2 separate regions of the Homo sapiens genome follow, and region 2 is linked to region 1. Evidence: chromatin contacts called from ENCODE Hi-C or POLR2A ChIA-PET data. All regions are on one chromosome and are shown on one strand. Each heading gives the region's core, a stretch centred on a gene start or an enhancer-like site at or near the end of the contact. The rest is flanking DNA. Distances are from core to core; before and after follow the strand shown.

Evidence for each region. A loop is a pair of places that touch in the nucleus more often than their neighbours do. ChIA-PET counts read pairs that join two places held with the same protein, here RNA polymerase II (POLR2A). Pooled maps may share reads with other maps.
Region 2: a loop to region 1 is called in a pooled map, with 2.0 times the contacts of the local background. The contact joins two enhancer-like sites. A Hi-C loop is called at or near these places in 2 of 50 pooled maps. POLR2A ChIA-PET finds 5 or more read pairs at or near these places in 4 of 52 experiments (BJ, MCF 10A, OCI-LY7 and 1 more).

The regions. Positions count from the first base shown.
Region 1 is chr5:79,254,146-79,258,493 of GRCh38, reverse strand. All of the region lies in intron 1 of JMY (junction mediating and regulatory protein, p53 cofactor), which reads right to left. Among named protein-coding and RNA genes, the nearest start is that of JMY, 20 kb to the right of the region's middle. RefSeq lists enhancers at 1-386, 2,330-3,118. Within about 2 kb of position 2,358, at least 2 of the 41 ENCODE cell types and tissues checked have a DNase peak (open chromatin) inside an H3K27ac peak, as active enhancers do; they include OCI-LY7, where a contact is called at or near this core.
Region 2 is chr5:79,414,297-79,418,644 of GRCh38, reverse strand. All of the region lies in intron 5 of HOMER1 (homer scaffold protein 1), which reads left to right. Among named protein-coding and RNA genes, the nearest start is that of HOMER1, 98 kb to the left of the region's middle. RefSeq lists an enhancer at 2,131-2,180. Within about 2 kb of position 2,029, at least 4 of the 41 ENCODE cell types and tissues checked have a DNase peak (open chromatin) inside an H3K27ac peak, as active enhancers do; they include OCI-LY7, where a contact is called at or near this core.

The DNA.
Region 1 (4,348 bases), core at 1,109-3,608:
GGAGCTGAGCACAGCCTGCCAGGCTGAGTGGGTAGAATGAGCCCAGCAGGCCAGAGGAAAACTCAGGCAAAGGCACCACTGGCCACACAAGTTTCTGGCTGGTGAGGCGACACCCCAAGGATCCCGTAACACCACTGTACTCCAGCCAGAGGGAGACCCTGTCAAAAAAAAAAAAAAAACAACAAAAACAAAAAAAGCCCTAATATCTGAATTTATAAAGTAATGCTCCAAACTGATATTTTTATTTCTTTTTAGTTCAAAGATAAATATTGTAGAAACTGATATTTAAAATGATTTTCAGATTCTTTCCTTTGTAGATAAGTAGTAAATTTCAGTAAATTTGACTGTGTTCTACCCCTGGGAAAATACATACCTCTCATTAAAATGTACATACACACTCTGTACATACATGTTATGTATAAAAAATCAAAGGCCGGGCACAGTGGCTCATGACTGTAATCCCAGCACTTTGGGAGTCTGAGGCAGGCGGACCACTTGAGGTTAGGAGTTCAAGACCAGCCTGGCCAACATGGTGAAACCCTGTCTCTACTAAAAACACAAAAATTAGCCAGGTGTTGGGGTGCATGCCTATAATCCCAGCTACTCAGGAGGCTGAGGCAGGAGAATTGCTTGAACACAGGAGGCAGAAGTTGCAGTGAGTCGAGACTGCACCACTGCACTCCAGCCTGGGCAACAAGAGTAAGACTCCGTCTCCAAAAAAAAAAGATAATCTGTTTTCATCTCTTAGGGACTTACAATGCACTTTAAGGGGCATGAGGGGTCCGTAAAGAGAAAAACCAGGGTGGCAGTTATGGATGATATCAGCTGTCAACATAAAGCCTCTTTGATTTCTGAATTTCTAACACAATTTCTGATTTTTTCTTGTTTGTTTGAGACAGGGTCACGCTGCTGCCCACGCTAGCATGCAGTGGTGCAATCATGGCCTACTGCAGCCTCGACATTCCTGGTTTCAGGTGATCCTCCCACCTCAGCCTCACAAGCAGCTGAGACCACAGGCTTACATCACCATGCCTGGCAAATTTTTGTAGTTTTTGTAGAGACAGGGTTTCACCATGTTCACCACGCTGCTCTTGAACTCTTGGACTCAAGCAATCCGCTCACCTCAGCCTCCCAAAGTACTAGGATTATAGACATGAGCCACCATGTCCAGCCTCTGATTTCTTACAGTGGTCAGAAATGACTTTCTATAGGGAAGGGACCTGATCTGGCCCTACCTAGAAAGAAGTATGGAACTTAGCCGGGCATGGTAGCTCACGCCTGTAATCACGGCTACTTGGGAGGCTGAGGCAGGAGAATCACTTGAACCTGGGAGGTAAAGATTGCAGTGAGCCGAGATCGCACCACTGCACTCCAGCCTGGGTGACAGAGTGAGTGAGACTCCATCTCAAAAAAAAAAATAAAATCAAATAAAATAATAATAATAATAAAATAAGGAATGTGGAACTTAACCAAAAAAAAAAGGCAGTGGTGATGGTGTACATAATGGAGCAAAAATAGGACTGTGTATAGTGACTTCAGCAAATAATGCATTTAAAAGGCTTGGCTATGGCTGGGCCTGGTGGCTCATGCCTGTAATATCGGCTAGTTACTAGGGAGGCTGAGGTGGGAGGATGAATTGAGCTCAAGACTTGAGACTGCAGTGAACTATGATCGCAACCCTAGGCGATGGAGAACCTGTCAAGCAAGAAAGAAATGAAAGGAAGGGTGGGGGAGGGAGGAAGGCAGGAAGGTCAGCACAATGGGAACAGGTGCAGAAAAGAAAGAAAGAAGGACAGGTGCAGTGGTTCAGGTCTGTAATCCCACCACTTTTGGAGGCCAAAAAGGAACAATCACTTGAGGCCAACAGTTCGAGACCAGCCTGGATAACACAGACTCCATCCCTAAAAAACATTTTTTAAGTTAGCTAAGGGGAATAGGACAGAGCAAGATGATGCAAATTACCCTTTACGAGACTCTGCACATTCTCAGCTGTGGTAGCTATGGGGTGGGGCGAGACTACTTCTGCTTGATTCCTGGCACCAGGTTAGCTATCAGGTCAGCCACGGTGGGGTAGAACACCAAGTGGGCTCATGGGGTCCCTGATTCCAGGACTTGACTCTTGGATGGCATTTCTGAACCTGCCCTGGACTATAGGAGAAGCTACTGCCCTGAAGGGTGGTTGAAAGGTGAGTCCCAGGCCAGGCAACATTCACCACAAACTGACTTAAGAGCCCTTGGGCCTGAAGGGAACATCAGCAGCAGTCTGCCAGTACTCCCCCTGGGCTTGTTCCTCTGGGATGAGGTTCCTCTGCCACTGGGAAGGGGAGGGAAAAGTGGGAAGGACTCCACCTAGTGGTGTGAGTGCCAGCTCAGCTGCCATACAATAGAACACCAGGTAGACTTCCAAGGTTTCTGATTCTAGTCCCTGGCTTCCAGAAAGGACCCATCAGGGACCTGGGGGAATTCTTCCCTCTGAAGGGAAGGGCACAGGCCTGGCTGGCTGGCTTTGCCACTTGCTGATTGTAGAGCCCTAGGGCCTTGAATGAACGTAGGCGGTAGCCAGGGAGTGGTTATAGCAGGCCTTGGGGGAGACCCAGTGCTGTGCTGGCTTCAGGTCTGACTCAGCACAGTCCCAGTGGTGATGGCCACAGGAGTGCTTGTGTCCCTCCACCCCCAGGTCTAGATGGCTCAGAACAGAGAGAGAAACTCTGTTGTTAAGGATAAAGTAAGGGAAGAGAACAAGAGTCTTTGCCTGGTAATCCAGTGAATTCTTTCACATCTTGACCAAGACCATCAAGGTGGTACCTTTATGAGTCTGCAACAACCACAGCAATATTGGGCTTGGGGTGTCCCCTAAAACAGATACAGCTTACATCACAACACCCAAGTCCTTTAGAATATGTGGAAAGCCTTCCCAAGAAGGACAGGTACAAACAAACCCAGACAGTGCAGATCACAGTAAATACCTAACTCTTCAATGCTCAGACACAGATGAACATCTACAAGTACCAAGATGATCTAGGAAAACATGACATCACTAAATGAACTATTAATAAATAAGCCACCAGGAACCAATCCTATAGAAACAGAGATATGTGGCCAGGTGCAGTGGCACACTCCTGTAATACCAGAACTTTGGGAGGCCGAGGCAAGCAGATCAATTGAGGTCAGGAGTTCCAGACCAGCCTGGCCAACATGGCGAAACCCCATCTCTACTAAAAATACAAAAATTAGCCAGGCGTGGTGGTGGGTGCCTGTAATCCCAGGTACTCAGGAGGCGGAGGCAGGAGAATCCCTTGAACCTGGGAGGTGGAAGTTGCAGTGAGTCGAGATGGCACCACTACAAGACCCTGTCTCAAAAAAAAGGAGAGAGAGATATGTGACCTTTCAGACAGAGAATTCAAAGTAGCTTTTTTGGGGGGAAACTAAAAGAATTTCAAGATAACACAGAGGAGGAATTCAGATTTCTATCAGACAAACTTAATAAAGAGATTGAAATAAAAGAACCAAGCAGAAATTCCAGAGCTAAAAAACACAATTGGCATATTGAAGAATGAATGCATCAGAGGCTTTTAATGACAGAACTGATCAAGCAGAAGAAAGAAATAGTGAGCTTGAAGACAGACTATTTGAAAATACAGTCAAGAGGAAAAAAAAAAGAGAAAACAATGAAGTGTGACTGCAGGATTTAAAAAATAGCCTCGAAAGGGCAAATCTAAGAGTTATTGGCCTTAATGAGGAGGTAGAGAGATGGGGTAGAAAGTTTATTCAAAGGGATAATAACACAGAACTTCCCAAACCTAGAGAAAGATACCAATATCCAAGTAAAAGAAGGTTATTATAGAACACCAAGAAGACTTAACTAAAGACTACAAGGCATTTAATAATCAAACTTCCAACAGTCAAAGATAAAGAAAAGATCCTAAAAGAAGTGAGAGAAAAGAAACAAATAACATACAATGAGGCTCCAATACATCTGGTAGCAGACTTTTCAGTAGAAGCCTTACAGGCCAGGAGAGAGCGGCATGACATAAAGTGCTGAAAGAAAAATCTTTTACCCTAGAATAGAATACCAGCAAAAATATCCTTTCAAACTTGAAGGAGAAAATAAAGACTTTCCCTGACAAAAGCTGAGGAATTTCATTAACACCAGACCTGCTCTACAAGAAATGCTAAAGGGAGTACTTCAATCAGAAAGAAAAGGACATTAATGAGCAATAAAAAAGTCATCTACCAAGCTGGGGCGTGATGGCTCATGCCTGTAATCCCAGCACTTTGGAAGGCTGAGGCGGGCAGATCACGAACGAGGTCAGGAGTTTGAGACAAGCCTTCCCAACATCGCGAAACC
Region 2 (4,348 bases), core at 780-3,279, 160 kb before region 1:
ACTGGTCCAGATATCATACATGACAATGTCATACAAAGAAAAATTCTTTCAAAGTCACAGATTACAAAAGAGGGTGTTAGATTAAGGGAAGCTGAGTTTTTGTGAGTAATATGCTCAAGACTGTCACTGTACTGGAAAAACAGCAAAGCAAATGTCCGCTGAAAGGGATTTCTGTCGTGTTGTTTTTCTGTAGCTAAAGTGGTGACTCTTGCTGAACTAATCTGGAGTTGGAATACAGCCAGACTTCATCACATTGGCCAGTAAAGTTAGGAGACTTTTGCTTCCATCGAGGCCGATCAGGAAGGCTTTAGAAGGAAAACCAAAAAAAGCCTCTTTTGATAATAGCTGCGCAATCAGTAGTGGACTAAGCTATTATTGATTCTGGGCTGTATTCACTTACTATCATCTCCATTTGCTTAGAATTCATTTGCATAATACTTTTCATCAGGGCCCTTACCTTTGCATATTATTTACATAGCTTATATGTGCATTTAATAAATGAAGTTGGTAGGGATGATTCTGCCACAAGTAACATGCTATTAACAAACATTTAAATAATTCGATGTTATATCCTTTGATTCTGGCCTCCTCTTCAAAAACAAATTTAAACTGAATGCAAAAGTTTTCTGATTCAAATCATGGCTAATGAAATTATTGGTTACTACTGGTTTCTAAAAGATGGAAATCTGGAAACAGATTTTACTGTAAAATTATCCATATCTTTTCACACAATTTTAGCTTTGGTAAAATCTGTTAATAAGCATCATTTCAATTCTGCCAGTACCAACAGAGATTTTTATCGTTTAAATTATTATTTCCCAACAACACTATGTATTGTACAATTTTTAGGGTGAATTTTCCTTAAGTGACCTACTCTGCAAGGAAATAGTGGCATTTTTGTCTCCAAAGTTAAATCAAATTATAGAAGGCCAGATAAAAACATTCATTTCTATCTTTAATAGATTATAATGATTATAATGCTATTACCCTGTAGATAAGAGAATGGGATTGAAATTAACTGATCTCATTCTTGGCAAGAGATAGATGTATATTCATAAGAGTTGAAAGAAACATAATTTTTTATTTAGTATGTAAGACTGATTTCCTGAAGACATCCCACTGTGGAATAGTCTAACATCATTTCCTGAATAAATTTCCAAAGAAAGCTTTTAATCAATGGTCAGTTTTTTAAGAAGGGAAATCGGCCGGGTGCGGTGGCTCACGCCTATAATCCCAGCACTTTGGGAGGCCGAGGCGGGCGGATCACGAGGTCAGGAGATTGAGACCATCCTGGCTAACACGGTGAAACCCCGTCTCTACTAAAAATACAAAACATTAGCCGGACGTGGTGGCAGGCCCCTGTAGTCCCAGCTACTCAGGAGGCTGAGGCAGGAGAATGGCGTGAACCCGGGAGGCGGAGCTTTCAGTGAGCCGAGATTGCACCACTGCACTCCAGCCTGGGCAACAGAGCGAGACTTCGTCTCAAAAAAAAAAAAAAAGTAGGGGTGCGGGGAGGGGAAATAGGGAAATCAACAAAAATACTGACTTTTGTGAATCTAGTAGATACATAATTCACAGCATCACCTTGGGTCAATTCGTTTTTCTTCTCACTTAGGAACTAGCAGTAGGTCCACTGAATAGCTTTTTATTCCCTTCCCTTAGATCTGGCTCTCAACCTTCCAAATTCACTGATGTAGGGAAACTATGATTTACGTTAAAGTATTTAAAACACCTGTAAGGCACTTTGAACCTTTCACAAATATCCCTGAGCAAGAAGTTAGTATCCACATCTCCTTCCTAAAAGAGGATAAGCTGCTTAAAATTTTCAAAGGGAATTTCTTAAGAGGCTTTAGAGTATCATGGGTAGAAACCAGCAGCGAGGATACAAAGTGGAAGTGAAACTGGGACCTCCTGTGGCTCTTCACCCTTGTATTTCCATTCCTCAGCCACAGCTACATTAGGGCATGTGGCAAAGACTACAGAAGGCACTGTGCCAGGCAAGCAGTGCACAGATGTTAGCAGATGTTACAGTGTGGAGCCATCTCCAATGGAGCTGCCCATCAGCACATAGAAATGTTGCTCTTACTGCTAGAAGCACAGTTACAGGAACCAGGACATTTCTCGGGCCCTCTTATGGGACTCTCCATTGTAGCAAATAAAAATGGAAGTAGAGCTAGACTTTTGCTGTGCTCTCTCAAATCAAATGGGAAACTATGCACTAAAGTACAGAGTGTTTTTATGGAGTACACATAACATAGATTCCCTTCTCCCCTCTCACAATCAGAAATTAACCATACCACTTCTTAGAATCATTTCTGTTTACTTATTTTCTCATTGCTTCATTAACTTGCTAAATTTATTCTGAGGTTACATAAAAGGTTTAAACTTGCTATAAATAATACATCTGTACTAAGAATGACAATATAAATCATTGAGTGCATACAATATAAATCATTGACTGGGTTTGATTTAAATTATTTCTGTTCTTTACATCAGTAATCAAAAGGAGCCACTTTAAAATATTTAATGTTAAATCTTTTCGGCTTTTTAGCAGCTTGCAGAAGATTCTTTGAGGATTCTTTATTGACTGCATATATGGAAGGTACTACCATCTGAGTGTCCCATTTTTTGTCTTCAAGAGTACATTTACATAGGCTATTTACTCCTCAAAATCACCCTATAAAGATAGTTGTTAATAACCCTAATTTTATAGATGAGAAAACTGAGACCTGATGAGGTTAGGTAACTTGCCCAAGGCCCATATCTATTAAATGACTACAGCCATAGTTTGAAGCAAGTCATCAGATTCGAGCCTGAACTTTTAACCAGCTGTTACAGCAATTGATTCTTAATACAGATGTTTAATAAAATTCTTCGAAACTCAGAAATATTTATAGAGTGATAAAGGCATACATTATACATTTTGAAGTAATTTGTTTCAGATTAATTTTCCTCAGAAAAGTCAATAGTGTTTCACTTTCTTTACCAGAGCTGAGTAAAATTCTGTATTTTATCTGATCTACGATACACCAAGAAAAAATATCGTCAATTAAACTATGACTATGACAACTCTTTTAGGTTTACGTGGACATAGATTTTAATATCAGCCTCTTTTGTACACATGTAATATATGTAAAATAAATGGCTTAAGGTGTTCTTATAACTTCATCATATGCAGGGTCCAGCTCTTCTGATTCACTTTATGACTACAATTTATGTCCATGTTTTTCACCTCGATATCATTTTTTTGTGCTATCAGTAACATTGGTGATACATTGTTTCTTTAAAAACTATTCTCGGCCAGGCACAGTAATGCCAACCCTTTGGGAGGCTGAGGCAGGTGGATTGCCTGGGCCCAGGAGTTTGAGACCACCCTAGGCAACATAGAGAAACCCTGTCTCTACAAAAAAAAAAAATACAAAAAATAGCCAGGCGTGGTGGCACTTGTCTATATTCCCAGCTGCTTGGGAGACTGAGGTGGGAGGATCACTTGAGCCCAGGAGGTTGAGCCTGCAGTGAGCCATGATTGCACCACTGCACTCCTGCTTGAGTGACAGAGTGAGACCATGTCTCAAAAAACCAAAAACCAAGAAACTATTCTACTTTTATTTCTGGGATTTTCTTCCAATGTTTATTAAAAGTATTAGTACTTAAATTCTATTTCACTTCTAAACACTGTGTTTCCTAGAATATGACCAAGTGATTTCTAGTTCACTATAGGAACTTCCTGTAAAACTTCATCAGTCAACATATATCTCAATCTGTTTACCTATAGCCAACTATATTGTATGTTGATCCAGACATGCCAGGCTATGTTGCAAAGGTGGTGGATGTTAGGCAGAGAAGGAGTCTGAGATGGAAGGTAAAACCTGGGAGATTATCAAGGCATACATTAAGAAAAAAACAAGGACCAGAGGAGGTGGCATTTAGAAGCAGGTGCCAGCAGGAGTATAAAGAATAGAACAGGGCCAGGCACAGTGGCTCATGTGTGTAATCCCAGCACTTTGAGAGGCAGAAGCAGGAGGATCATTTGAGTCCAGGAGTTCAAGACCAGCCTGGGCAACATAACAAGACCCCCTCGCTACAAAAAATTTAAAATTAGTCAAGTGTGGTGGTATGTACCTCTTGTCCCAGCTACTCCGGAGGCTGAGGCAGGAGGATTGCTTGAGCCCAGGAGTTCAGAGTTGCAGTGAGCTATGTTTGCACCACTGCACTCCAGCCTGGGCAACAGAGGGAGATCCTGTCTCTAAAAATAACAGGCCAGGCGAATAACAGGCCAGGTGCACTGTTGGGAGGCTGAGGAGGGTGGATCGCTTGAGTCCAGGAGTTTGAGACCAGCCTGGACAAC